Regions from separate parts of the Mus musculus genome. Here region 2 is linked to region 1. Evidence: chromatin loops called from intact Hi-C (ENCODE). Cell type or tissue: heart. All regions are shown on one strand. Each heading gives the region's core, and the rest is flanking DNA. Links, peaks and the distances in the headings are about the cores only. Region 1 overlaps Gm31641 (predicted gene, 31641). Region 2 has its middle 40 kb from the start of Erg.

The links. Hi-C counts contacts between places; a loop is a spot of excess contacts. Peaks named below come from ENCODE experiments on the same cell type or tissue, not always from the same donor. Only the 100,000 strongest peaks of a DNase experiment are listed, where the experiment ranks them.
Region 2: a loop joins it to region 1, with 2.6 times the contacts of the local background. A loop is called at or near these places in 9 of 42 quality-filtered maps.

The regions. Positions count from the first base shown.
Region 1 is chr16:95,188,904-95,204,458 of GRCm38, forward strand. The region is part of intron 3 of Gm31641 (predicted gene, 31641); the gene reads right to left. Among named protein-coding and RNA genes, the nearest start is that of Gm31754, 44 kb to the right of the region's middle. In heart, for the core only: a CTCF peak has its summit at 7,922 (motif pointing right); no DNase peak of the experiment used is centred there.
Region 2 is chr16:95,562,412-95,577,966 of GRCm38, forward strand. It overlaps a transcript of Erg not described here. Among named protein-coding and RNA genes, the nearest start is that of Erg, 40 kb to the left of the region's middle. In heart, for the core only: a CTCF peak has its summit at 8,395 (motif pointing left); no DNase peak of the experiment used is centred there.

The sequences.
Region 1 (15,555 bases), core at 3,215-11,214:
AGAGCATGGTGTCCTTTCCACTGAGGTCGGTGGATGCTTCCCGTGACTTCACAGGGAGGCAGAGTGGTGGCTTCGGTCATGCTGACAAGGGAGAGACCATGGGTGGTACTTTTGATGTCCAACCTCAAATTATTCAATCAGGCTCCTTTCTAGTGATAGCAAATTCTATGCATCATCTGCCCATGCCTGAGAGGTGATTAACAGTGTTGTGAGCAGAAAGCATTGAACCACATGATGTAACTGGTTCCTAATGCTCCCTGCAGGTCTCATGCTGAAGGCATGGTTCCCAGCTTATGAGTGGGCTGGAAAATGGGAGGATCCTCTGCAGGGACCGCCTGGGAGGAAGTTACGTCACTGAGGGCGTGCACTAGGAGGGGATTTCAGTAGTGAACCGGCATCTTCGGCTGTGCATTCCTACCACAAGGCGCTACATGAATCACCACAGGCCCAAAGCATCTGAGTCACATGATCATGAGTGGAAACTACTCACAATAAGCCTGTGGGTTTTATTTTTTTTATTTTCTTTTAAGTTGATTATGTCAAGACACAGGAAGAGAGACCTACTATGGGGAGTTGCATCTAGTCACGTGGTGGTCTATGCCGAACAAACATGCTGACTTCTCAAGAAAAAGACCTCCTGAGACCTCCTGTGCACATGCTGAGCTGAGACCCTGTGCACAAGCTGAGCTGTATTTTCGGCCTGGCAGCTTTCAGACCTGAACTGCATTTTCTTCCTTCCTGTGTCTCAAGTCTTCAGTCTTGTTGCTATGGTTTGCATCTGAAGTGTGCTACCACGGGCTCCCGATTTGAATGTTTGGTTTCTGGCTTCTAATGCTATTTTGAAGGCTATGAAACATTCAAGGAGTGGGGCCCAGCTGCTGGAAGGAGGTCACAAGGGTGATTATTCCCTGCCTGACCCACACCTCCAATATGAAGCCAGCTTCTTTTGCTTTCTGGGGGTTACAATGTAAAGAGCTGCTACCTCATGTTCCTGCCACTGTGGACAGGGCTAAGGTTCCAGCTGCCACCTGTTCCCTCCCAGGAGAGATTGCACTCTCCAAAACCAGGAGACACGAGGAATCTTTCCTGCTGGAATGTGTTTTGATGTCTTTGATTTAGAGCAACAAGAAAAGTAACAAATGTGCTCACACTGTCATCTTAGACTTGTTAACCTCTTACATGATGTGAGCCAGTTCCATATGTACACACACACACACACACACACACACACACCCCTTATTGGTTCTCCTTTTTCTGGATAACTCTGATCAATAAATTTCCACTCAATATTACAAAATTTGAATGAAATCCCACCAACTAAATAGAATGTTCTCCTGGACTCGTAAGTTGAATCTTGAGTACCGTGTGTAAACATGCTTTGCCCTGTGTGGACAGTTGTGCTCTACTTCCTATAGATGCAGTGACTCATCCCTGGAAGGACTGAGATAGATAGATGCTCAAAACAGACAATGAGTTCAAAGCTGACCTCTCTACCTCTTGGTAGAGGCAGTCAGGTGAGTTTCACTGGCCTTTAGCTCATTGTGCTAAGCCTCAGTTTCTTCATCTATGAAGTCACAATAATAATATCTACCTCAAATGATTGATACAGCAAAGTGCTTTTCTGTGCATCTAGTACTTAGTAAGTCTACCCAAAGGCAGGCATTGTATGGGGTCTTAAGGAAAGTGGGGGAAATCTGTGTGCTAGAACACGGAAGAGTTGAAAGCCTTATGGGACAACTTTAATAACTGCCACAGCTTTGTTATCTATACTGTAGGATATGGCATACACACACACACACACACACATATATACACACACACATACACACACACACATATATATATAATTGCTCAGGGCAAACAGTCTATTCAACATTGAAAAATGCTTCCTTCTCCCAAGCATCTTATTCACCTTGTGTAGCAGAGAGGATGAGTTGCACTGCTCCAGTAGCTGCAGAGCTGAGCCATGAACTCATCAGCAGGCAAGCAGATAAACAGTGCTTCACATCTTGGATAGATATCGGGGAACTCACCTTTGGTAACGATGAGGAAGAGTTAAAATGCAAATGTACAATTATTGACTAGCTTTCTGAGGCCATGCCTGGTGTATTTCATTCTGAACTTCTTGCTTGGTGCCTTTCAAATCTCTCTTGCTAAATTTGGCTCCTCGAAAATTATTCCTCCAAGGCAGAAAATTGGCAGTCATTTGAGTTTCATTGGCCTTTAGATCACTGTGTTTTTTAACTTGTAATTTTCCATGGCTCTCCATTCTCCATCGAATTTCTATTGTGTACCACATTACCCATGGGGTGGCAACATTGATCTTGACCCATGGTCCACATTCCAAGAATTGTTCCATTAGATAGGCTTCTTTCGGGAATGAGTAGACTATCTCTATCAATTGAAGAATGCTATGTGTAGACAATAAATGACTATTATTAACAATGTTAAAAGCGATACATAGCCGCCATGCTTCTCAGCTGCACTGAAAGTTAACTTTTTATTTCTAACAACTTACATGGAGCATGGGTAAGTAGTCTGCGAGGAAGTTCTCATCACGGCCAATTGCAAGAGGGAAGTACACAACACAAGGGAGAGAGCGAGGAGTCACGCCTTACAGGCAAAGATGGAAAATAAGAACTAAAGGTTAGACCGCTATGCCATAAGTTGTTTGGATGCATTTCAGATGTCTGAGTGGAAGTGTTAAAACAGAAGTTGGAAACAGAAATCTAAAGTTTAGAGAGAGGTTGAGGATGGACACGGACACTGGAGACTCATCAGCATATGTAATAACTAAACACAAGCAACAGAGAGTGTTTCCTAGGGAATAGCTGAGGGAGAGGAGTGGGTCAAGAACTGTTGATTTGAGGAGATGCAACCTAGGGATTGCTGAGAAATGCCTCGGGGGAGGGGGGCTGATGTGGTTGAAACTCAACAAATAAGAAAGGACAAAAGAATGGCTGATGCACTCCAAAGACTTCGTGAAGGCTAGAAGAGAGATGCCAAAACCACCGAGGACATAGGGAACCATCCTGAAAATGGCTTCCACTTAGAGTCGAATAAAAAAAAGATGAGAAAAAACTATCTGTGAAAGATATAAGAATTTTGCTCAGAGCACAAAAATTTGAGTTTCATTTTGGTCAGATGGGAGTTACATAGGTGATCGTCACCATAAATAAATAAATAATAAGATTAAATAAAAGTTTCTAAGATCCTGAATGAGGTAGGTCAAAGAGAATACCAAGTGAGAAAGTGAGTGAATGCATGTAGTTCTGCGATAGCTGTGACCTAATACATGGAGAACAAACAGCCAGAGCAGCAACTTGCGGTGACAGCGACCTAGACTCCACGGAGATACAGTTTAAAGAAAGCCAATGCCCGTAGAAGCAGGACTTGTCTCTCCTTCTTGGTCAGCTAAGATGAGCTTTCACCATGGGTTGCATTCTCTTAAATCATGACCCTCAAGTAAGCTTTTCATCCATTAAATGCTTCTGTTTTCAGCAACAAATAACTAAAATAATTTTAAAATTCAGTACCAGGAGAGGAGTTGTTGGTATGAATTTGACTGTGTAGTTCATAGGAGTTAGGAACTGATTTACAAGAGGAGTGAGGGAAGTTTGAGATTACAGACTGGAGAAGTTCTTGAATGCTGTACCTTGGTAATAAACAACATTTGTATGTTAATGAGAAAAGACATAATGATGGCAGTTTGCTTGCCCCCTACAGTAGAGAACAATCAATATTTTATTCAAACCAACTATCAGACAATCATTATATCCACAAAGGTCAAAATCAAGAAGCAATTTCCAATAAAGTCTATCAAACAAAGTCAATAATTTTTAATAAATTATTAATATAAGTGATGAAGGCAGTAAATGAATTATGAATTATAGTTAATATTAAACACAGGGGAACATTTTCATTGCCATTTAAAAGTCAGATCTTTAAAGTGAGGGATATAAATTTGTGAAGTGGAAGTTTCATACATTCTAAAAGGGATAGTGGCTTTATAACAATACAGAATAAGGAAACAAGAAAGTGTGCTGATACATTAAAAAAAAATCAGCGTATCCTGAACAGAGGGTATATACTTGGGATAGAGGAGCATTGAATGGAGGTCTTGACTTACACCCAATGGGCTGTAAAATACCACCTATCAGAGACCCTGGATTCTTGGCCAATGCAATGACTTATTTTGCCCAAATCGGTGGATTCATGAATCACTTAATCTAAGACTATTCCATTTTGTTTTGCAGAGAAAACTTGGAAATCAAGAATGTCGTGGAATGAGGAGGAGGCTCTTCAGGCCAGGAACTGAAGCCCAGCCGTACACTCGTCCACCCAGTTTGTGCTGCCGCACCTCCCAGGAAGCTCATTTTGTTACTTCTCACTTGTTTCCATATTTAGTGAACACATTCCTAAGTGCAAAGTTGTCATGATACAGAGCTCTTACAGTGCCTCATTGTGCGAACGTCTTTCATGTGTGCTAGGCACGCTCAGAGATTAATAATCTGCATCTGATTTGCATCATCTCATTTAAACAAAGGCGATATTGGCCATACTGCCTTCTGAGACAGACTTTGAAAAATTGCACCTTTTTTTTTTCAGCTATGTAGTAACAACCAGTTTCTTCTTGGTTTCCAGAAATGGTTCTGCTCTCTGTGTTTTTACAAAAACAAGACGCTGAGTGGGTAGATGGTGGGTGGGGAGTGCTTCTCGGACTAAGAAGGTTGAGACCTGAGGTGCACTTCAGGATGACTGGCTTATCTCCCCCTGAGTCTTCCTTGGGTGCTGGCTCTGCTCTTTGCTGAATCCTTACCACAAGGACAGGGAAGCCTTCAACTTCTTAGTGCTCTGGAAACCTCCATAAAGCCAGTGTTCCCGATGCATCTGCCAACATCATGGTCTATGGAAAAGCAACTCTAGGACTGATTCTCAGACTTGTGGGATAAGTGACCCACATGATTGTGACCCAGCGCGTGAGGTGCTCCAGAAGGAAGCGCTCTGGAGGGAGGCGCTCCAGAAAGAGGGGCTCCAGAGGGAGGCGCTCTGGAAGGAAATGCTCCATGCTCCTCCTTTTCTTGTTTAGTGTAAAGAGGAGAATAATGACTCCACCCAGTGGCGTTTGACACCTAGGCTTCCTAGAGGAAACTAAAATTTGCTGGGGGCCAACCCCGTTGTGTCTTCTTTCTTGTTCAGTTCTCCTTGAGGCAGTAAGAGGGGGAAGAGCGTCAATGGAGTTAAGACTTAGTCTTGAGATAAATTTAGGGTTGCTGTTTTCCCACCTCAGTTCTAAGTCACTTGGCTACAGTGGCTGACCTGCCTTCTGAGTCCCTCTGAGAAACTGTTTAGCACCTCATCCTAAAACAGCTCCAGAAGCAAAGTGTACAAAGCTGTACAATGGAGCCCTTTAATGCTCAGTGCCCTGAGCCAGCGGGGAGTGGCTTGTGAAAGAGAGCAGGTGGAATTCTTGCATCTACTCAGCTAAGGGGGCCCCAAGCTGGCTGTGATTCCCGAGCTTAGGCATCCACAGGGAAGCACGCAACTGTTAGCATGCTGGCACTGTGCACAATGGGTGGGGAAAATGAATGTCAGCAGTGTGCTTGTTGGGAATTGTGTGTGCTGGGTGAGTTCTGGACTCCGTGCATCTCACACCATGCGAACTCACACACTGCTAACCTTCATGCACACCCATGTGAACTCACACTGTACCCTCCATGGCACACCCATGTGAACTCACACTGTACCCTCCATGCCATGCCCATATGAATTCGCACTGTACCCTCCCTGGCACACCCATGTGAACTCACACTGCTACCCTCCCTGGCACACCCAGGTGAACTCACACTGCTACCCTCCACAAGTTCACTCTTGTTTGCAATACAAATCCAGTGGTTTAGACAGAAGTGTTATCTTGACCTTGAGTTCTAAGAACTCACTCATGGTTACAGTGGGTTTAGCAGGTTGGTTGCTGCTGCTGATCACTCTGGTTCCTAATTAAGTCGGTTCTATTTGTGGCTTACTAATCTGGCTTTGGTTTGGCGACTGGGCTATACTGAAGTGTCCTCTGACTGTGGGGTCTGGATGTACCACTGCCTCCATCCCTTACCCTGTCCCTTTCTGGTCTCTTGTTTATACTGCTCAGTTGTGACACTAGCCCTGTGACCCCCTACTGCCATCAGCAGCCTGGGCTTTGGCCAACTACAAATGAGTGAAACATACACCTTCCACATACAGATTTCGCTGCCCCATGCTCTATGTGAAAACACTTTTCACTGTCTCCTTAAAATTACTCTTAGCTGCCTCTGGCTTCTTCTGATATGATGGCATGCCTCTTCAAGCCTGGTTAGTTAGTGCCGAGAGAGGCGACTATCTACCTGAGGCTAGTTCTAACAAGGCATGGTGATGCCTTGTGCTACTAGAAGGAGCCCAGTTCCAAGGACATGCATCAGTTCTCAGTTTCCCTATACCCATTAGCCAGAGGACTCGTTTTATTAATTTAAAAACATTACATTGATTTATTTAATTTGTGGGAGCCCACCACAGCTCACACATAGAGGAAAACATGTGGAAGTCAGTTTTCTCCTTCCACCATAGGGGTTCTAGGGTTCAAATTCAGGTTGCCAAGCTTGTCTGTGAAGGTCTTACCTCCTTATCTGACTCACTGGGCCTGCTCAGGGGACTTTGACAAGAACAGCGTATACACCCTCAGCTGGGCAGGGGTCTCCTCATGCCCAGGTGCCACCTCAGCCATCCTCCTGTGGCACTGAGTGGTCAGAGCTGAGTATAATGTGTATCCAGCTGTCCTCACCCTCAAACATGCCTGTGTCTTCGATGTCAGCTTGGCCCCATTGTTTAGCATCTTATCTTTGTAAGGACATCTTTTTCCTAGAAGTAGATTTCTTGGGACACTGTGCCAAACCTCCAGGTTTTGTACAAGTCACTCGTCACTTGGACTTATTTCTAGCTATGCGGTCTTGGATTTCCACATCATGTTGTAGCCTCACCACTCGGCTCCCAGGACAGTTGAGTGAAGTTCCTCATCAGAGATCCCCAGGGGTCTAGGATTATAGCAGTGATTCAGGACAAAAGTCTGCTACCAGCAGCATTAGCTTGGCACGAGTTTCTATGTGAATATCAATATGCATAAAGTCACAGACAGTAAAGAGTTCTGCAAAAGACGCACCCATGTAACCGCAAAGTAAAAGAACAGAGGAGACCAACTCTCTGGGGCTATGGATAAGGCTCGGAGATTAAGAACACTTCCTGTTCTTCCAGAGGACCAGAGTTCATATTCTGGCACCCACATTAGACAACTCTCAACTGTCCGTACCCCCTGAGAGAAACTGAGTCTTGAGGACTCTTCTACACTGGCTACATGGGGTAATCCACAGGTGGTCTCGGGACTGGACAAAGCACCTGGTGACCCTCAGCTGATTTGGCAATGGTGTGCCTACAAAGATGAGTTGGGGAGCTTCCATCCCCTCTCTCTGCATGTGCATGGCATCTGGTGTCCCTACCCAGTTCCTGCTGGTCTACTGTAGCTGCATTCCCAGCCTATGGGAAGAGACATGGGTTTCAGATGGAGGCAGGGCAGCCTTCCGGGTGAACCAAATCTGTAAGCAGCTGGCTTATGATATCTAATGTAACCTCATTGTAGTACATCAGCTCTGGGCAGTCAATGCTGGGATATTTGCCATTCTCCTGAGGAACTTAAGCACTTAATGAGATGATGTACAGGGAACACTTAGCACATAGTATGGCCACAAGTCAGAGAAGTAGCTCCTTTTCCCACCCCTTATCCTAGGTCTCTTGTGATCTCACAACTCTTATGGAACAATGAGACCTTTAATTCAATGGAGAGAGTTGGTTGCAACCAACTCAGACTTCTACTGGGAGGGAAGACCTACTCAGCCACTAGGGGGCGCCAATTGCATGGAAAAGGGGGGCTTGTGCTGTCCTGGAAGGAAAACAAGGTAACTCTTTTACTTTCTTAAAATTTGGGACCCAAGTGCAGCCTCAGTGCTTGCTGGAGATTCTGGGACTTAGAAAGTCAGGACAGGGGTCACAAGACATGCAGAAAGTGCCCTCAGATCCCTCCCCAGGGACTACCTATCCTGCACACTCACCTTGCCTATGCAATCCAACACCTTTTACTTTCTTTTCTTTCTCCTGGACTTGTCGTTATTCCGAAGTCCCTTCAAGACAGACAGTCTGCCTAGCATACAGAAGAAGAGTTCTGTGGGGAACGAAGGGTCCTTACTTTAAAGTGTTTCAGATTTTTCTTTTCTGCATATGTATATGTGTATATGTGTGTTCACATGTATAGAAATGAGCATGTGTGTCACAAAGTCCACAGATGACATAAGGTTTTCTTCAATTGCTTTCTCCCATATACACTGGGGTAGGGTCTCTCCTTAAACCTGGAGTCTTTTGAATTTTTTTATTGCTACCCAAGCTCAGTTGTGCGATCACAAGAGACCAAGGAGTAGGAGAGAGAGCTACTTCTCTGAGTTGTGGCCATACTATGTGCTAAGCATTCTCTATAGATCATCTCATTAAGTGCTTACGTGTTGCAAGAGAGTGGCAAATATCCCAGCATTGACTACCCAGAGCTGATGTACGACAATGAGGTTACATTAGATGTCATAAGCCAGCCGCTTACAGACTTGGTTCACCTGGAAGTCTGTCCTGCATCCATCTGAAGCCCATGCCTCTTCCCATAGGCTGGAAAGGCAGCTAGACAAGCAGGGCCTGGGAGGGAGGCCTTGATGCCGTGCACACACAGAGGAGAGGGGACAGAAGCTCAAAAACTCCCTTTCTGGAGACCTGAACTCAGGTCGTCATGCCTGCGCAGCAAGCATATCAGCCACTGAGCCATCTCCCTCCTCCCTCTTCCCTCCTCCCTCCTCCCTCCTCCCTCCTCCCTCCTCCCTCCTCCCTTTCCCCATTTCAAAGGTTTTGAACCAACCAGGTCAGATCTTTGGTTTGGAGTTTTACACTCAGCTCATGAGCAGACACACAGTTATATTTAGAGATCGCTGGGCTCCGTAGGAATTCTCTGATCAGAATTAGCCCACCATTGCATTTGAAGGTGACTAGACTTAGGGATACATCCCTGTAATGGGTAGCCCAGAATGCACAGTGGGAGAGAAGAAGCTGAAAGACAGCGAAGTGACCTGCTTTTTCTGAAATTATCTATGGCTAAGGTGGGAAGACTGTTCCCCAGAAGGGAAACTGCGCACTGTCCTTAATGGTCTGTTTGGGGGTCTGTACATCAGAATGGACACATTTCCTTAGCATGGGAATTTCCTGTGAGAAAAAGTCTCCCCAGGGAACCTTACCGAAGATGGGTGCTTTATGTCATTTACAATTATGTCAGATGTGTTGGCTCTCTTACACACTGATAAAGCCTCTTTTGAGATGCCAGGTACACCCTACATGTGAATTACCAGGGACATTTAACCAAACTCAAGCTCAGTCCTGTGAGATTAGGCAATCTTTGTGTGCAACCTAGGTATTTACAATGAATTTGTAGCTGATTTTACATTCCTTGACATTTTAAGACTCATAGATCTAGAAGATAATTCAACCCCTGCTGGCATTGGGCATATGTTGAATATGTGTGTGTGGGTGTCTTTGGGTGTTGTCAATACTACGAAAATCTCAACCAAACAAGCATGCCCCAAATAACCAGTCACCATCTTCCATGTCCCAGAGTCACACAGGTGCCTGGCATGCTCAGCTGGAGTGGCTTTCTTTGTATTGAGACCCGTAGCTTGTTTATCTGATGACCCAGAGCTGCAGGCTGTCTAGGCAAGGCAAAGGTGAGACGTGAACCCTCCGTGGCAGGGAGGAGGGGAAGAGCAACAGCTGAGTGTTGCCGTGGCAACTTCTGACCATCAACTGGTCTAAGATACAAGGGCACAAAAGATACGCCTGTCGGGGCCGGGGCCACTGATACCATTCTGATCCGAACGATCGCCTCAGGAAACCTCTGTCAGAACTCTAGGTGAGCTCTGACACAGCACCGAGCTCCTCCCACTGTTCTCCTGAGGAAATGGGGTGGAGGTCTGTAGAGGAAACATCCTGTGTCCCCTGCTTTTCAAACATCCTGCGTCCTCCGCTGCTCCCTGCAAACCACTTAAAGATGCCTCTGGACTCTCTTCTGCTTCTTTCTTAGCTTTCCAGGCAGGAGAGCAGCTCATGGTGTCACACAGGTCAGGACCGGGACCTGTCAGCAAAAACAGGAAAGCAAACCACCCAAACACTCCGAACCTGGGGGAATTGGCGTGCTGACTGCCTTCCTGTAAAGCTATACCCTTGAGAGAGGTCCTTTCCTGGTGCCTGCATAATGTATCGATTTGACACGATTACCAATGACACAGACAATTCCCCTACTTGCTAAGGAAATGAGTCCATTTTTATGTGCAAATTAGTAGGATGAAGAACCGTGCCTGGGCAATTGCACAAGGACGCCATTCAGAAAATCCCCCCTTTGTGTTTATATATTCCGCCTTGGTCATCTTGAAACTCTGAATACTGTTTGGACACAGAGCTTTGTGTTTTCACTTTGCACAGGACCCACGATTTAGCCAATTCTGGTAAGGTAACTTGGGAGCTAGGCAGATCGGAATGACATTTTGGTCTCTCATGTAGTAATTGCCATCTTGGACAAGTGGGAATGCTCTCCTGGCGTGAGTGTACTCAACTACAGAACAGAGGTACTAAACATCTCCCATGGTACTGTGGGGTTGTTGTGAACTCATGTGGGTTCACCTAGTGAGCACAGGGAGCCTGAATACTGAGCACCAAGCCAGTAGATGTCAACAATTTGCCTGAGAAATAATTAAATTATACCCTGTCCTTGAAATATATGGTTATGCGTGTAATAAAATATGTATTTCCTGAGCAGCTATTATATAGCAGCACCCTCTGTATTTATAATGCCAGGGGTCTATTGGCCAATTTCAGACTCAAAGGATTCTCTTTAATTAGAGTTTTTATTTATTTATTGAAAACACCATACATGCTTCAACGTCGCTTGTATAGGTCCACCAGTTCACCACCTCTATCCTTCTCCAACCCCCTCTGCCCCTCCCAACACACTTTTCTCCCAACTTAAAGACATTTAAAAAGAATAACCCATTGAGTCTTATCTGTGCGCATGGGTCTGAGTCCACCCACTGAGCCATCCGCTGGCACGTGGGCCACACTCGTGGCCACATCTCCAAAGAAAATTGATGCTCCCTCTAGCAAGCAGCAACCTCTAGTATCTCTCCAGCTAGGGGAGAGGGCCCAAGCATGCTGGGATTTTAACTGGCTTGATCGTGTGCAGGTAACCACAGCTACTGTGAATTCATGCAGTCGATGTTGCTTTCACGTCCAGAAGCTAGCATTTCACAGCTTTCAATCTCCAGCTCTTAATGCTCTCAGACTCCTCTTTCTGCCTGTTCTTCCTCAGTGTGTGTGGTATGGAACACAAAAACCCAAGGATTTCTTTTTTCCACTTAGGGCCCGTGAAAATAAGAACCGGCACTCATGTCCTCAGCAGGATGTGCAGGAGTTACTAACTGCAAAGCCAGGCTGTAGGTAGTATTCCTGTCTGGCTCACCTCATTCCCCAATACCACAGCAACTCTTATAAAGGAAACCCTTTAATCGGGGCTGGGTATGGTTTCAGAGTTTTAGTCCATTATCAATGTGGGGCAGGAAACATGACAGTGTGAAGGCAGACTGTTTGCTGGAGGAGCTTAGAGTTCTACATCTGGATTGGCAGGCAGCAGGTGGAGAGAGTGACACTGAGCCTGGCGTAAGCTTCTGAGACCTCAAAGCCTACCCTCACAGTGATACACTTCCTCCAACAAGGTCACACCTTCTCCATCAAGGCCACACCTACTCCAACAAGGCCACACCTCTTAATAGTGCCATACCCAATGGGGCCATTTTTATTCAGACCACCACAGGGATCTATGTCGATTTTCCTTCCCCCTATTCTTTTCTTTTGTCTCATTCTTTCTGGTGGTATCTCCAATCTGGACACCTATTGATTCTTATTTATTCACTTATAATTTATTTTTGTTTTTATGCATGCATATCCATGCCTACATGTCTACATGTATACATGGGGTGCTGGCAGAGGACAGAAGAAAGCTCAAATAACAGGGTGGCTGTGAACCACCCAGTGTGGGTATTGAAAACAAAACACTAGTCCTCTAGTCCTCTCTAAGACGAAGTAGTACATGCTCTAACCACTGGACTACCTCTCCAGTCCTCACATCCCTTGATTCTTGACAACTTAAGGGCATTCTGTCTCCCTCTCATTGCAATGACAGTGACATAAAGAACAACAATATAGCAGGTGTTCCAGGCCATCACGTGAGCTGCCCTGTTCAGGAGGGCCCAGCATCCAGTCCCTGGGAGGTGAAGACAAGAAGCAGGTAGAGCAGGGGGAGATGGGCTTTGGTTTTTCATTTCAGAAACAAAGCCCAAATATGGTCTTACCAACCTGTTGCTGATGGGAGATCAATAAGAAAACTCACAATCTCTGAGGGAGGTACCAACCATCATGACATAGAGAGGTCTGGGCCTGGGTCCTGCTTCCTATGAGTTCTTGTGGTTAGATGATGACAACAGAAACATAAATTTAAATTTGATTATTTGAGAATGTCTGAATTTATTCTCAAGTGACTTGCTTACTGCAAAGTAACAATTCTTTTTAGACAAAGTGCTCTGCTCCACCCCAAGCCGTCACCCTCAGGAAGCCATACAACTGTTACATATATGGGAAGCCCCTGCCTATGCTGGACTCCGATTCCCTTTATATACACAACAGGCAATGAAACCAAAATGATAGATGAGTAGGGAGAATCCTAGACCTCCCTGTCCTTAGAGCCCAAGATTTGATGGCAAGCACTTTCATTGGGTGTCTTAGTTAGGGTTTTACTGCTGTGAACAGACACCATGACCAAAGCAACTCTTATAAAGGACAACATTTAATTGGGGCTGGATTACATGTTCAGAAGTTCAGTCCATTATCATCAAGGTAGGAGCATGGCAGCATCCAGGCAGGCATGGTGCAGAAGGAGCTGAGAGTTCTACATCTTCATCTGAAGGCTGCTAGTGGAATACTGGCTTCTGGGAAGCTAGGATGAGGATCGTAAAGCCCACATCCACAGTGATACACCTACTCCAACAGAGCCACACCTCCTAATAGTGCCACTCCACGAGCCAAGCATATACAAAACCATCACATTGGGGCACCATTACCAGAAGCCTGTGTCTCTCTTTGCTGTGCTGTGCTATCTTACCCTTCTCCCTCGAATCAACAAAGGTGGCATGTGCCTTGTCCTTGATGGTGACAGAGGGGCACAGTTGACCTCCATCAGTTCTGGAATCATCCAGATTGACTCTGACTGGGCCTTGGAGCTGGGAAGGGAAGGTTGGTGCTCTGGTCAGAGCTTCTGCCCCACCCTGAAGCCTTCTGTTTTTCTCCTTCCACACCATCTGTTTCTTACCTACTTAATGACTGTAGTCTGATTTCCATCTGGTCATCCTTCCCAAATCCAGGGGTGCAGAATACAACAAATGGTGATAAATGGAAAGAAAGGAGTAATAGACGTTTCAGCACTGATCATCTACAGATTTACCAACAATTATAAAGTTTGGCTCTCCTTCTAATTCATTTTCATGTGCGAGCCAACAGTGATCAGTCGTATTAAAGGCCAACATCGCTGCTATGTTTTTCTTGCCAAGTCAGCTGGAGACCAGATGGTTATACTGACTTCCCCTTGTGCCTCACTCCTCCCAGGAATGGGATATTCGAGGAAAAGTTCAACCTCTGGGCTTGCCTTGGGGAACTTTGGTTTTGTTTGAAACATCCATAGCTGTAAGCCTCTAAGTTATTGGCTGTTTCTCTCAGGAGAGTGATACAAGGTTATGTCTGAAGGTAAGTGCTCCTTGTAGACCAGACAATCTGTTCTGCTCTGTCCCTGTACCCTCCTGAAGGCAAGGTGGCCACCAGGTAGTATGTTTTCTCCTCTTCCAGATGAGATGACCTCCCTGGCTAATCAATATTTTTCTCATCTCCTGGGGGTTCATCAAGCCATGTGCCCTTACAAAAACACAAGGGTCCAGAGAGAAACCCATCCTGAAAGTGAACCCACATTCTGACATGTTCCAACTTCGAAGTGAAAATGACAGGTGAGATCCCTGTGCACCCCACCTGCTGTGCTGGCATCAGTGATGCTTGACTGCTTGAATCTGTTGCCAGGCAACAGCATGGGGGCAAGGTATGTTGGGGAAGTAACAACAGACCTCAGGCTCAAGACAGTGGGTTGATCTGGACAAGTCTGGAGACCTTGGCTGCTATGTGTGAAACACAACAGAAGGATCTGGCACAGGATAAGCGCAGTTTGCCAAGCACTGCGGGGCATCTATCTTACACCCCACTAACTGCTGTCTTGCTCCTGAAACATGCCATTTTCATAATTGCATCCTGTGTCAAGAAGATGCCATTACCTATGAATGCCCGCATGTGGTGAGCCCTAAGGATGGAGTCTCTGGCTAGTATTCAAAGTAGACATCAGCACCTCTCATTCCTTCTTGTTGTTGCTTATAGACAGCTCCTTCACTCCCACCACCCAGTGTCTCTGGGCTCTGGAGAGAAAGGGGTGTTAGCATCAGTAGCAGATATTTGCCATGCAAAGACTTAGTGTCCAGGTACAGCAGCCATATCCATCCTACAGATGAAGACAAGGAGCTCAAGAGGGGTGACCCTGGCTGAGGTTGCAGGCTAGTGCTCAGGACCAGGTCCTAAACCATGGCCTTCTGAGGTCTGCAACTGTGATCTCCATTAGAGTGGAAAGTGGGGTTCTCAGTTGTGAGTGGTTATGCATTTGACAGGGTCTCTTAGAAGATCTGGGACATTTTTGGTTGTCACTGTTTCTATGTCCTCGTTGGTAGGATCAGAGATGTCGCTGCATAGGATATCCTTACAGCCAGAAATGCCCTCTGTTGAGGTGGGAATCCCCAATGAAAAGAAAGCACAGCACGGTGCACACACAGAAACAGTGAGTCTGTCACCATCTACTGTCTATTTATGTACCTATCCACTCTCTATTTGAGCTGTCTCTTGTCTACCTACTGTCATCCATGCCTATGAAACCTCTTCATGTATACAGCTATTATCCATCTACCACTTACCTGCCATCTAGCTATTTACCTATCATCTATAATTATCAACCTAGCCTGTATATCTATTGATATCTCATCTATTCAGCTCTATCTTTCATCTCCCCCCACCCCCAATACCAGCTAAAACCCTAAGTCTTTTGATAGATGGGATGAGGTAACTTCGGGATTTGGCTTTAGACTCAGAATGCCTGGTCTTTTGAAAGAGACTTTAAAGTTTTCATAAGTCTTAAATCATTTAAAATATTTTTAAATTTTTCCAGTGTGTGTGTGTGTGTGTGTGTGTGTGTGTGTGTGTGTGTGTGTGTTGTGGACACATAGTAGATGCCTGGAAGTCAGAGGACTTCCGGGATCTGTTCTCCCT
Region 2 (15,555 bases), core at 3,580-11,579, 370 kb after region 1:
CCCAGTAGGAAGAGGAAGGGAAAGAGAGGGGATAGGTGGGAAGAAAAGAGGAGAGGAGAGGAGAGGAGAGGAGAGGAGAGGAGAGGAGAGGAGAGGAGAGGAGAGGAGAGGAGAGAGGCAGGCAGGGGAGGGGAAAAGAGGTGAACAGGGAAGGAGAGAAGAGGAGTGGAGAGGAATCTTTTGCAGCTCCCTCCATTTTTCATAAGATTTGAATTTAAATTCTGTGAATTTGAGGCCCTTCTTTTTACTGGACAAGAACTTAACTCAGCTACAGTTGGTATGACAATTCGACCAGTTTCAAAGTCAGTGGGACAGACCCATCATCCTGAGCCTGTCTGCAAAGGACCACAGGTCCAGGCCACAGAGTGCAGAGGTGCTAGGTGTGTGTGTGTGGAGCCCTGCTGGGCCAGAATACCAAGGAAACCATTGATAAAACAATGTGTTCAGACACACCAAACTAGCAATGAATAACCCTATACTCATCAAAAGCAGATTTACAATGCACTCTGGGGATAGCTAAAAGTGGTTGTTGTTACATTCATTCATTCAGGCAGGCAGGAAGCAGGCAGGAGGTATGGATGGACCTAGTGGAGAGAGAAGACTGCCACTGTTGTTCTAGAAGGTTCTGGAAGACAGTGAAGAAGGTTCATGCTAACATAACAGATCGTGCCCATGTCATGAGAGTGACTTCCCAGTCTTTGGAGATGCGTAGGAAGAGAAAACCGAGAGTTGACAATCAGAGAGGATGGGGTATCCAGTAGCTCAAGCCTGTAATCCCAGCACTTGAGAGGCTGATGCAGGAGGATTGTCCTGAGTTTAAGGACAGCCTGGGCTACAGAGCTGAGTTCCAGGAAAACTTAGGTGGCAAAGTGAGATCCTGTCAATAATAATACAATAGTTAATAATAATTTAGTGGAAGAGTGTCCACACTAGGTCACTAATTCCTAAATCTCTGGCCTGGTTATCCATCTACCTCCCCTCTAGCCTGAAGCCTTTGAGCCTAGCATGTTGAATAAGAAAGTTGGCACACTCAGACTGAAGGGGAAGAGAAAAACCTTTGCTGTTTCATTCTGTCACCTGGATAAGCCCTAACAGTGCTTTACTTTAAGACCAGGACACTTCAGATCTGTAGCAATTAATATATGAAAATCAGGAGCTCTGGGGGTGGGGAGACGGCTCAGCCCAGCCATGCATGAAGACCTGTCTTTGATTCCCCCCATTTACTTGGGTGTGGTATTGAACCGCTGAAATCACAGTGGGGAGACAGGGACAGAGGGACCTGGAACTCACTGGCCAGCCAGACTACCTCACCTGTGAGCTTCAGGTCCAGTGAGAGATCCTGTCTCAGCTAGATTCACCATCAACTAAAAGCAAGTTGGGGAGAAAGGGTTACTTCATCTGATACTTCCAGGTTACTTTTCCATCATGAGGGAAGTCAGGACAGGAACTCAAGGCAGGAGCTGATACATAGGCTATGGTAGGGTACTGCTTACTATCTTGCTCCTCATGGCTTCCACAGTCTACTTTCCTATAGCACTCAGGACCACTTGTGTAGGGAGTGGCCCCACCCACAGTGAACTGGACCGTCCCACATCAGTCATCAGTCAAGTAAATGTACCACAGGCCACCCTGGTGAGAGCATTTTCTCAACTGAGGGTCCCTCTTCCCAGATGGATTCTGGCTCGGCTTGGCTTAGACTCACCCCAGGTGTGATAAAACACCGTGACCAAAGGCAACTTGAGGGGGAAAGGCTTATTTCACTCACAGTTCCATATAACAGTTCATCATCAAAAGCAGTGAGGGCAGGAACTCACGCAGGGCAGGGACCTGGAGGCAGGAGCTGATGCAGAGGCCATGGAGGTGGCCTGCTTACTGGCTTGCTTTCCCTGGCTTGCTCAGCTTGCTTTCCTATACAACCCAGGACCACCAGCCCAGGGATGGCACCATCCACAGTGGGCTAGACAACCCCCATCAATCACTAACTAAGAAAATGCCCTGTAGGCTTGCCTGCAGCCTGATCTTATGGAAGCATTTTCTTTCTTTCTTTTTTTTAAGATTGATTGATTGATTGATTGATTGATTGATTATATGTAAGTACACTGTAGCTGTCTTCAGACACTCCAGAAGAGGGAGTTAGATCTCCTTATGGATGGTTGTGAGCCACCATGTGGTTGCTGGGATTTGAACTCCTGACCTTTGGAAGAGCAGTCAGGTGTTCTTACCCACTAAGCCATCTCACCAGCCCGGAAGCATTTTCTTAATTGAGGTTCCCTCCTCTCAGATGACTTTAGCTTGGGTCAAGGTGACATGAAAATTACCAGCACAGACCCTGACTCGAAAAATAAGGTATAGAGAGTTAGAGATGCCTGATGTCTACCTCTGGCCACCACATTCTCTCTCTCTCACACACACACACACACACACACACACATATACTTGCATCCACAAGCCTGTGAATGCACACCTGCACATACACGGAATCACATACTTATACACACCATCACCAGCTCCCTTGTGACACCACAAGCTCACCATCCACTACCAAAACCTCTGAATTGGTTGTACGACCCCAGAGGTTGCCCTGAGTGTCTCCTTTCCCACATTTCATTTCAGCTCTGAAACACTTGAGGGCATAAAAAACAAAAACAAAAACCATAGAAGTAGCCAAGGTCCCTTCAGCAGAGGAGAGGAGAGACCAGCAATGGCACACCCAGTCAGTCAGCGGAGTATTACAGAGCAGTGAACATGAGCTACAGACCAGAGAAAGATGCAGAGGACCTCTGAGTGCACACCACTGTGAGAAAAGTCAATCAAAAACACTACATATGGAAGGTCTCCAAACACAGAACATTCTGGAAAAGAAATAGCTCCCAGGGTTGTGGGAATATCTGTGGCCGCCGTGGGGTAGGACAGAGGAGAGGGGGGAAGACAGGTGAAGTGTGGGGTCTTCTAAGCAGTGAAACTGTTCTGCGTGTTCTTGGTGAAAATGTAACAGGGGTACACGCCAGGATATATCTGTCAAAATCTATAAGAAGTATATCAAAGTGACTTCTAACATCAGCTGCAGACTTTATCACAATAATACACAGAGGCTGGTGTGGGGTACACACATAGGAGAATCAACCTTAAAATAGCCTGGGCTACACAGCAAATTAGAAGCCAGCCTGGGTAACATGGAACCCCCATCTCAGAAAGCAAAACAGCAACAAACAGTAATAATAATAATAATAATAATAATAGTAATAATAATGAAAAGTGACACATCAATTATAAGAAAATCACCACACTACAACAAGAATCCTCAATGCATGCAAATGGCAAATATTTGTTGGCTAAAAAAACTCCACCAGTATTATACATTTTAAATTATTATTATTATTATTATTATGAGCCCTGGACTATTACCAAAGGCTTCAGTGTAGTGTTTAGTCATGAGCCTCACCCTTTAACAGTTAAGCTATATCTTTAGCACAAAAATTTAGTTAATTTAGTTAATACGTATGTGTATTCTGCCTGCCTGTATGTATGCATGCATGTGCACCACATGCATACCTGGTGCCTATGGAGTCAGAAGAGGGCAATGAACCACTTGGAATTGGAGTTACAGATGGTTGTGAGCTACAGAGATGATGCTAGGAATCAAACCCAGGTCCTCTGCAAGAGCAGAAAGTAATTTCACAACCACTTTTTCTGTGCTCAGGAAGAGCTAACTGCACCTGAGAACTGGGGTCCTAGCAGCAGCTGTACCCTCCGGCTGGAACCACGTGTGTCCAAGTGTGGTTGATCCATGCAGTGGTTTGAATGAAAATGGCCCCCATTGGTCCATAGGGTGTGGCATTATTAGGAGGTGTGGCCTTGTTGGAAGAGGTGTGCCACTAGAGGGAGGGCTTTGAGGTCTCCTAAGCTCAAGCCTGGCCAATGTGTCACTGTCACTTTCTGTTGACTGCAGGTCAAGATATAGAACTCTCAGCTCCTCCAGCACCACACACGTCTGCCTGCATGCTGCCATGCTGTCCACCATATCGACAATGAACTAAACCTCTGAACTGTAAGCCAAGCCCAATCAAATGTTTGCCTTTATGAGAGTTGCTGTGGTCATGGTGTCTCTTCACAGCAATAGAGACCCTAAGACAACCCAGCTTAATCACAGTAATAAAGAGATACAGGAAGGGGCTGGTGAGATGGCTCAGCGGTTAAGAGCACTGACTGCTCTTCCAAAGGTCCTGAGTTCAAATCCCAGCAACCACATGATGGCTCGCAACCATCCATCAGTACAGCTACAGTGTACCCATATACATAAAATAAATAAATAAATCTTGAAAGAGAGAGAGAGAGAGAGAGAGAGAGAGAGGCAGAAAGCAAGACACTGGAGATTGCTGGCTTCAGCAATCAGCAGCTCTGCCTTTTGGCTCAGCTGACCACTAGTTCATCAGATTAGAAATTAGTGCAATACACCAGGCAGTAGTTGCCACTCTGGTCTCCAAATAAACATGATGTCCAGATGTGGAAAAGAAAGGTAAAAAGGTTACTTCCCTCCCCCTTGGAGGGAAGGGAGTGAAAAAAAGCCGCCCCCCCCCCAGCCCCAGGGCTTTTTTGCTTCATTGTATTTGAACAAGGAGTTCCTATGCTCTAAAAGGAAGAGTGAGCATCTGTTTTCTTCCCCTGAAGGAATTTGCTCAGAGCAAAGATGAAGGCCCTGGAAGTGGAGAGCAGCGGAAAGCTGCAAACAGAAACCCCAGCAGCCTGCCTTCCCCTCAGTCCAAGGGGATTATCAGGGGAAGAATTCACTTTGGCTTCTGGAGACCCATCCCAAGGTGCAGCCCCCACCTCAGCCTGCTGCAGGATGCCTCCCAGGGAGTTCCTTCCCATCCCAGGGGCCTGCAGCCTGGTTTCCTGGGGTTTGATTTGCAAGCTTAAAGATCGGAGTTCAAGCCCCAGAGCATACATTACAACATTAAAGAGCTGAGAACAAGGCAGCTGCTTAGGGTCCCAATGCTGGAAAGGCAGAAGCAGACAGACCTGAGGCTCATTGGCCAGCACTCAAACCTACAGCAATCCTAAAGCCCTGGCCAATGAGATTCCTTCTGAGAAAAAGATGCAGCCAGGTGATGCCTTATGCCTTTAATCTCAGTACTTAGGAGGCAAAGGCAAGGCAGATCTCTCTGAGTCTGAGGCCAGCCTGATCTACATACCAAGTGCTGAACCATCCAGGACTACACAGTGAGAGACCCCTGTGTCAAAGAAACTAACAGCAACAACCAAAAATGCAGGGGTTGGGGTGGGGTCATCCACACATCACTAAATCATAGAAAGTGATTGTGTGTGTCTGTGTGTCTGTGTGTGTGTCTGTGTCCACATGCACACGTGCATGTGTGTTCATGCATGCATGTGTGTGTGTCCATGTTCATGTATGTGTGTGTGTGTGTGTGTGTGTGTGTGTGTGCCTGCACATGGAAATGTGTGTGTCTGTGTGTGTGCCTGCATGCACATGTGTGTGTGTGGTATTGTTGTGCTCACAGTATATTACACAGCTTGGTTAAGTAACATTTTTCCTGCCTGCATATTAACCCATACTGCAAAGAGAGAGAAACAGGCCATGGGTAGAGAAGACATGAGCTAGATTCTTCTCTTCCGTTTAAGGACACAGGCAAACCTCAGAGGTCTGCAGACTCTGCAAAACTTGCTCCCCTGGGCATGTGGTCGGCAGGGAACTGCCCGGGAAGTATCTGAGCTTTACAACTAAGCACACGTATTATCACGAGGAACATCATGACTGGATCAGGAAAGTGATCAAAGTCGTATGGCAACTTCACAAGAAGCAAGACGCAATGGGTGGACCTGCAGCCATTTCCCTTAGAGCCTGGGGGACTCTCCTGTGTCACTGTGATGAGGCACGTGTCCCATCCCTTAGGTGATGATGTCCTAACTTCACGGCAGCGGCTTAGAACAGACCGCAGTGATTGGCTCACAGGGCGGAGCCCTTTCGAATGGGATTAGCGTCCTCATAAACGGACCACAGAGCCATGCTTCGAAGTCACTTGACTTTTTGTATCTTGTCTTAGCTGTCACTTAGAGTAAGATACCCATCACCAGGACTGTGGCCTCCTCCACACAAACCGCCCAGGAAGCTTCACCAAAGCCTCCATAGGGAGAAGAGGCGCCAATCCGCTGCACCCCTGTGTCATCCTAGAAATTCAGTCAGGTTACAGCAAAACCAACCTGAGGCCGAGTATGTCAAAGCACGCACTCGGCGTTATACTAACCTCTCCCTGAGGCTCATGCTCGGTTTTCAACCTTAACTTTTTAGACGACATTCATTTTCTGTGAGTGTATGTGTGCATGTGTGTGTGCGCATGTCACAGCATGGGGAGGTCAGAGGAGCTCTCTCCTTCCACCACACGGGTCCTGGGGGTGGAACCCATGTCCTCAGGGCTTTTACCCACTAAGCCATCCATCTCACTGGCCCTCAACCTTTACCTTTTAAAAACCTGGAGTTTAAAAGTACAAATTAGTTTATATTATAAAACAAAACTTCTGGGCCACATGACTCTGACCCCCATGTCCATGTGCACATGCCCCACCCCCCGCCAAATGCACAGATACACACGATAAATAAATGTCATTTTAATCAAAACTTTTGAATGCCACAGCGCAGTCTTCCTCAGGTCATCTTTGATTCCATGGCTTCACTTCCAGGCACTTATTCCAGGTACAGTACAGTGTGTGTGTGTGTGTGTGTGTGTGTGTGTGTGTGTGTGTGTGTGTGTGTTACAGTCTTTTTCAACCCTGGAAACTTAGGAGCCTGCTGATTTTTAGATCCACTTCCAAAATAGCATGACTTAGCCTGGCCATGGGCATTCTGCACCCGAGACTGAGAACTCTGATGGCTGGCTAACAGAAAACCGAGAAAAAGCCCAAACTCAGCAGACGTGGGTCAGATGCTGTAAGGCTACACAATAGGGTGTTAGATAGTTTCATAGTAAATGTGGCTCAAAAGCAACTTTTCAACAAATACACTTAATGGCACAGATACTTAAAAATGTGCTGTTAGTTTGGACAAAATGGGTTATAAGAATGTATTAAAATATCTACATTGAGGTAAATATATACATATATTCTTATATATGGGGCCACTATTCTGAAATTAAATGCATTGCTTGTCACACGTAATTACATGCTGAGGGTCGGAAGATGTAACTTTAATATTTTGACTCATCTACATGTTCTTTATTTCCACAACAGACAAAGGAATTGCTAGCCCTACCCCTTAAAGTTCAAAAGTGTAGACAGAGGGATTTTTAAGTTTTAAACATTTTCAGCTCCGTTCGTATAGATTCTGGGGCACCACCCACCCCATCAGCCAACACCTGCATAGCAAAGACACACTTAGACTCACCATAGGTCACAGGGCACGATGCCCTGCCAAGGCTCAAGCAAAGTACAACAGTCAGATGGCATCCCTGCCTCCCATCACTGGGGGTGCATCCTTGCAGTCCCAGCCACTCCAAGCCCTCCTAAACTCACCTTCAATGCTGTCAGAGCGAAGTGAAGAAAGCTGTCCCTCTAAGCATGGCAGATAGCCAGCCCCTGTGTTTGTGGCTTTAAGGGAGATAAGGCACCACAACTTACAATTCCCAGAATTCCAGGCCAGCTGAACAGAGGAGTACCACAGGCCAGGGGATTGATCTGAGGAGGGCAAGCACAGATGGGGTGCCGGTCCAATAGACTTGCTATTCAGGCTGGAAACCTGATGTCTCCAGTAGGAGGCTGGAGTGAGTCCCATCAGGACACATGACACATATGCTCTCTGTCCTGGGGTGGAAGGAGTCAGAGAGGTAGCTGACTTTCGTCCTTCACTCTCCCAATCACTGGCTTGCTGTCAAGGGCACAGGGGGTGCAAGTGAAGAGCTGACCCCAGGTGAGGGAGAGAAAGACTGGGCCACCTTTTTGGAACCATCAGTTTCCACTACTGTAAAGGAAGCCTAGTGTTCTCACCAGAGCTCTGCTCTGTAGCCATGACTGATCAACTCCATGAGCACTGGTGGTCAGCTTGATCCCTCCCTATCCTTCCTTAGATTTGGAAGTGGGTCTACCTATATCTTCCTGGTGAACAAGGGGCTCCCAACACCAGACAATGTATTGTCAATCAGAAAGATGCCATTTTAACTTCCTCAAGATTGTAGGGAAATATGTGCCAGGACATGTTTGTTTCTTTGTTTGTTTGTTTGTTTTTTGTCCCCAGTGTCACAGTCCACTCTTGGTTCCTAAACATGGCTTCCTTACATCAAAAGGATGTGCCAGAGGCCAGACAGATGGCTCAGTGGTTAAGAGTCCTTACTACTCTTTCAGAGGACCCTAGTTCACTTCCTATCATCTGCTTGTAGTTCCAGCAAATCTGTCGCCCTCTTCTGGCCTCTGTGGGCACTGCACAAGTTGGTATGTACACACAGAGTAGTAGTGAGGGGTGAAGGAGGGAAGGGAGAAAGGAGGGAGAGAAGGAGGGAGGGGAGGAGGGAGGGAAGGGAGGGAGAGGGTGAGAGGAGAGAGAGGATATACCATTTAAAAGTTCCTGGAGCAGTGCTAAGCCCCATTCAGTCTGCTCATCACAGCCCATCAAAAGATACCCAGGGTGAGGTCCTAAGGTTTGCAGGTCCCCCCCCCCCTCGGAACTCCAAAAAGTAAGTGTATTCTCAGTGCCTGTGCAGCATGAGTGTTCAGCCTCCATGCAGCTGAGCTAAGGGACTGGTCCTCTGAGCTCTCCCAAGCTATCAGTGTGACTCTGGGTCTCTGGCCCTTCTGTCCCCTGAGCATCAGCCACCACTCTTCCCATTCTTTGTTTATACCGGCTTCTGTCCCTACCCTTCCCTCTGTGGTCCCTGTCCAAGCAGAGACTGCGGAGAAGGCAGTTGACAAAGTTCTTGCCATACAAGCACAAGAACCTGAGTTTACACCCAGGATCCACATTTTAAAAGGCCAGGTATTGGGTGTGCACTTATACCCCTGTGCTGGGAAGGCAGAGACAGATAGATCTGTAAGGATCGTTGGAGAAGCAGAGACAGGTGATTCTCTCTGGATGGCCAACCATGTCCACTTGGCAAGCTCAGATCAGTGAGAAACCTTGATTCAGAAAAAATAGTTGACACCTGAGAAATGACACCCAGGGTTGTCCACTCTACACGCAGGCATGTGCACACACACACACACATATGCACACACATACACATATATATGTACACACAAACACACACACACACATATATGCACACACACACACACATATATATACACACACACACAAAATCAAACATATGTACACATACATTACGTACATACAAACACATACAAAACCAAGTGAACTTCAGGGTCTTGAACCAATGAAAGCTACAAGCAGTCAAGGAATGCAGACCAACCGCCAACCATGTAGGCAGTGGGCTTTGACACTTGGTGCACTGTGAGCCGCCTGCTTCTCATGTCCGGCTTCTGGCCAACTGGTAGCAATCAGACAGGACACTGCGGCACACAGGAAATCTAAAATTAGGTTTTACTACCTTGCATGGAGGATTTATGGGATGGTTTAATTGCTAGTTTGGAGACTAAAACCTAGACTAGGAAGGTGAAACCATCTTTCTGGACAAGCCCAGAGAGCCACTTGCACCTTGTGAACCTCATCTGCAGCAAGAGAAGACACATAACTTCAGAGAGCAGAGAGCATGACCCTGTCAACCTGGTACATGCTACAGCCAGGAGCATACTGTTTCCTGCTACTCTGATTTATAATAGTAGGCAAGTGTGGGTCTTCTGGTGAGACCAGTCTTCAAGCTACACACAAATAGTAAAAACATATGCACGCATGTGTGCATGTGCGTGCATGTGTCTGTGTGTCATGTGTATTTCTGAGTGCATGCACATATGGATGTGCACATGTTTAAGTGTGGGTATGTATATGTGTATGTGTGTGTGCGTGGTGCCTGTGTAAATGGGTGTGTGTTTGTGTATGTGCGATCACGTGTGCATGCATATGTGTGAGCATGTGTGTGTTTTCATGCATGCATGCACATGTGTGTGCACATGTTTAAGGATGGGTGTGTACATGTGTGTGCATTGTGTGTGTGCGAGTGTCTGTATGTCTGTGTATGTGTTCATGTGTGCATGCATGTGTACCTGCGTGTGTGTACAACATGTGTATATGCATGTGTGTGCCCATGTGTGTGTGTGTGTGTGTGTGTGTATGTGTGCGCGTGTGCATGCATGTAGAAGCCAGAGCTATCTATCTTCCCTAATCACTCTCTCATCCCTCACTGAGTCTGAACACACTGACGCAGCTGGCCAGCCAGCAAGCCCAGGGATACCCTGTTTCCATCTCTCCAGCACAGGATTACAGGTGCACGCTGGTACATCTGACATTTTACATGAGTTCTAGAGAGCTGAAACAGGTCTTTGTACCTTTACCAACTGAGCCATCTCCTCAGTACCCAAAGGTAATTCTGCACCATGATTTTTAACACGCATTTTCTGAGTGTGACCCAACACAGGAGGTCAGCTGTGGGATTTTCCACTTGTGGCTTCACAGCAACTTTAAAAGGTCAGACTTGGTGTTTTCAGATTATAAGATTTTTAACATTACCAGGAAATATAACACAATAGCCAGGGCTGTACACAATCATTTTTGGTAAAATGCTCAGGCCTCTGTGTCCACGGTAACATGTATCGTTGCATCTTCTAGCAGGTAGGAGGCTCTTTCCTACGGGGCTGGCCTTCAGAGGAGCACAAGATTGTTAGCCCTGCCAGTGACGAGGAGAAGCCTGAACACAAAGTCTGACTCTTAACGCCTCTGCCCTGGTTTCTCAAACACACTCTCCCTTCATGAGGACCTGGCTCTCCCTCCCGCGCTTCGCTATTTTGGGTGCTTGGGTCATTTCTAGTAACTGCACTTAAGCGATCCTGTCAGCTCCAGGGCGTGGGTGGTTATTCCACTCCCCTCATTGCACAGAGCCTGCCCTCCCTCCATCTCTGAGTCAGCTGCCTTTTCATGAAAATACTACTCTGCAGTCATTTTCATAGGAATTTGTGCTGGCGTGGCTCTGTTTCCCTTGACGCCGGCCCAAGTGTTTTTCTCTTCGGATTGGTTTTTGGTGGAAGCTCGCTCACTCGGCATGTCTCTGCATTGTTGTTTGTTTTCTAGCCTATTTCCATTTTTACTGGAGGGCAAATATCAGTCAATGTGATCCAGCTGCAGAAAGGCATCCGAGCCACACGACTTGCGTGTGGATGTCCAGGGTGAGCAGGAAATAAAGGCAGCCCACACGTGGCTTAGTAGCATGAGAAGAGCTAGCCTCTGTCTTAGGGACCAGTCTTTCACAACGTGGGCCATCTGATCTTGCGCTTTGAAAAATGTCCTGTCACCCTTCACCCTGAGAAGTGCATGGCTATTGACTGTGCCTGTTGTATGGGCATCTGTTCATTTGTGTGTGCCCGAGTATGTGCATGCCTGTGTGTACGTGTGCATGTGTGTGTGTGCGTGCATGTGTGTGCCTGAGTGTATTTATGTGTGTGTGTATGTGTGCATATGTGTACCTGAGTATATTTGTGTGTGTGCATATGTGTGCCTGAGTGTATTCGTGTGTATGTGTGTGTATGTGTGCATGTTGTATGTGCATCTGTTCATTTGTGTGTACCTGAGTATGTGCATGCCTGTGTATATATGTGTTACAGACACAAACCTCTGGCCCTGGATTTTTACAGGGGTGATGAGAATCCAAATTTGGTTGGTCGTGCTTGCTTGGCAAGCCCTTTACTAACTGAGCCATCTCCATAGACCTTGATTTTGTGTATTTATGGAGTCTTTTGGAAATACAAAGGCAACTGCGCATTGTCTAGGGCATCAAGCAGTAGAGATAAAACCAAAGAGGGAAAGGAAGAAGAAGCTGGGGCGGGGGAGATGGGAGAGAAGCTGGGAGAAGACGTGGGGGGTGGCACAGGGAATACAAAACATGGAAGACATATTTCCATTCTTCTCAAGTACATGAGATAAGATACTCTTACTAAGAACCTCAGAGCCCACCTCACTTCTTTGACCCAGGATTCTTATTTTTATTTGCCAGTACAGAGACTGGGAACAAACGTTCCTTTGACAGAAAAATCCAACTCTGACCCTCGTTATCTCTTCTTAATTGCCTTTCTTCATAACCTCCTGAAGAGTGACTACACCTATGCTCTGTCCGGCCCCAAGCTACGTCCCTCTGCAAAGAACAAAAACTGGAGCCATCATTTCACATGCAGACCTGAAGTTATGTATGTGAGGCATCTAGAAATAACATCACAGAGAGTTCCATGTATATTTACGGAAGGATAAAACTAAGTGGGATATGTTTCCTGTACTGAAACCCCCAGACTAGTGCATATTTGTGAATAATTGTCCTCTTAAAGGGTAGACTGGTAGTATTATCTCCGAAGCTTCGGCCCTCTTCACCCCCTCAAAGGGTCCTGACACCCAATGGGAATGGACAAAGGATACAGCACCTGCCCCAGAAAATCTGCTCCAGCAACCCCTCATTCCCAGACACAAATTTCCATGAGAACCAGACAGGGAACAGAACGCAGAGGCAGGCTATTCTGAAGGCAAGGCAGATCTGCAGCCTGATTTCATTAGGCCCGAGGGCTTGTTTCTGTTCATCTGTGCATGGATTCAGGTAAAACTTTGCTGACTTTACTGTTGAGGTCAGTGGGTCCCACCTTGTGGAGCAAGCCAGGAGCAGTGGGAAGAAGCCTGATGCTGAGGGAGAGGCGGAGAGCTGTGTGCGCTGAGCGGGGAACGGGAAAGGCTTAGCCACGGTCAGACTTTATGAGGTGACTTGGGCGTCAGTTGTAAGGTCGCTGAGCTCACCCACGCACCGCTGTAACATAGACGCTGAAGGGGAAAATCTAGCCCCACTGCGGTGATGACCACAACTTTAACCAAACATAACACACTCCAAGAGTTCTTCTTCGGCTTCTCACACCCACGAGTGTGATCTGTCAGCTCCGTTGCCCCTCCCTGGGAACAGAATCCATGAATTGGTAATCCTGCGTGGAGCAGTTTGTTCCAGGGTCTTCCTCAACGATGTGGCAAACTGTCAGTATCCCCACCCGCCCACCCACCCACACACACACACAGAGGCGATGCATACGAACCCCTCCCTGGAAGAACATATGGGGTCCTTGGTTGCTGGGTGAGAAGTTTTTTTCCAGGATGAGTGAAACGCACATAGCTTCCATCAACGTGTTATCATGTTCACCCTGTGTTGAGATCATCGAACTCATGTGTTTCTGTATTCACACGTGTGCACCGAAGGTCACCCAAGTGACATCTATTTAAGAAGTCCTCGTCTGCTGTGCTTTTCTCGATGCAGTTTGGATTTTAAGTTAATTTGTCCTCTGATGGGAAATTGAACTAAATGGATGTTGTGCAAGCATCCATCTGCCTACCTCCAGTGTGACTGGGAACAGAAAACATCTACCTCTAAAAGGTTTCCATCCGGTAAGCCATCATCACACAATGAGGCATAGAACCGGGCTCAGGATGTCACCTCCATAGCTAAGTGTTCATGGAATCCTACATTCCATCCCCCAGTACCCCATAATGGAGTGTGGCAACCAGTAATCCCAGCAGAGAGGAGGATGAGGGGTTCAAGGCCAGCCTTGGCTACATAACACTTTAGGGTTGGCCCAATACAAATCATACACTGTCTCATAAACACACATATACATACATACATATACATACATATACACACATAAACACACATATACATACATACACCCAAGAGGTAGGACTGGGCTGTGACATTCCCTGTAGTGCCACACTGGAAGGCACAGAAGTCAACTATGTAAAGTCTTGCTCTCCTATCTGCCTCTACGTGATTGGCAATGAAGCATCCCAGCTAGAAAGAGATATTTGACAGTGGGTAGAACTTTGGCAGTTCCCTTTGTTTAAAAATCCAAGAGATATTCCTCTCCATTAATGTCTGGCCACCAGCAACCGCCTGAATGAGGTATAAAATCTGATACAGCGATTGGAGTTGAGAGAAGCCTTGCATATTTTGTTTAACAGATCTTTTTTAATGGTTCTTTTATGGTATGCACGCCTGCAGGGAATAGTAAACCAAAGCAAGAGAATGAAATCCCCTTAATATGCACTGGCATCAACAGGAACACACACCTACAGGGAGCCATGGGCTAAGACTGACTCCACTGCAGGATCCAGAGCTGAACGCAAGCTTCTTACTCAAGGAAGTAGGGGTGAGCGTAAACCTGCTCGTGAAGCCTTGCCTCTGCATAAAGACTCAAGGAGGCGTTGGCTCTAAAGCAAGCATAGTTTGACAGGTGAGCTAATCAATGACACATGTCACAGAAGGGACACATGTCACAGAAGGGACACAGGCAGTCACAAAGAGCAGTGTGCAGCCCCTGTTAGCTCTGTAACATCCAGCTGTGCACTTTGGTTTAGGAAGATCCGATTTCCCTTGTAGTTGCCGTTACCACACTGTAAGATCACACCGTCTGGAAAGTGAATTCTGCATTGGTCCAGACCACTGATAGTCCTCTACGCACTGGGGTACCAGCACTTTACAACATCTTCAAGTGATAAATGGCACAGCACTCGGGAGACCCACAGAATGGGAGCTGTGTCACGATAGTGGGATTATATTTAAATAGCGGATGCCCGCTAATATTTCATGTGCATGAAGCTGTCAGGGCATAAGTCCCACAGAGGCAACGCCATTTGTTACCAAGGATATAAAGTTTCAGTCTGAAAGCAAGTATTTTGTTTGGCCCTTTGAAAGCATGAAGTTAGTATATATGCAGCCCTGGGTTCAATCCCCAGCACCATGGAATAATTGATAGCAATAGTAATAGATAGTGGCATGAACTGACTCAATAGAAAATTATCGGTATATTTTCGTTACCGCTGGGAACCTGCAGATGTAGTGCTGAGCGAGTTTCTATTTGATTTTCTGTTGTCTTCAGACTTGTTCCCATACTTGTGCTTTGGATGATGTTGTTGGTGAAGATGCTGTGCCTAAAAAAAAATCTACTCTGGTTATAAATTATAAAGTGATTTATGAAGCTTTAACACTGCTCACAGTCCACCGGAACCCTAAGCTGAACATTCTAAAGATGCAATGGCCAAAATGGCAGCCAAAGCCATGTAGCTACCGTGGTACCCCTGGGTGGGACTAGGCTGTGGGTGGGATCCACAAACTGCATCTAATACGGGGCAGTGGGGTGGAGAAAAGCAATCCAAAATAGCTCACCAGTGTAACCACACTGGTACTCGAATTACCTCAGAAATAATAGTATTTTGGACATGTGCTCTGCGAGCTACCGTATTAGAATTAACGTTTCTCATTCCGTTTTCCTCGAACAATTTCGCCTACAACACTTTAAACTTACACAGGACTTGGTCTCTGCCTCCCCTGACAAGCAGGGCACTGGGGACAGCCCTTGTAGACCGCTGTTGCTAACTTGGAACTGCAATAGTCCCTGAGGCACCTGTTCTGAAAACTGGGGGCAGCA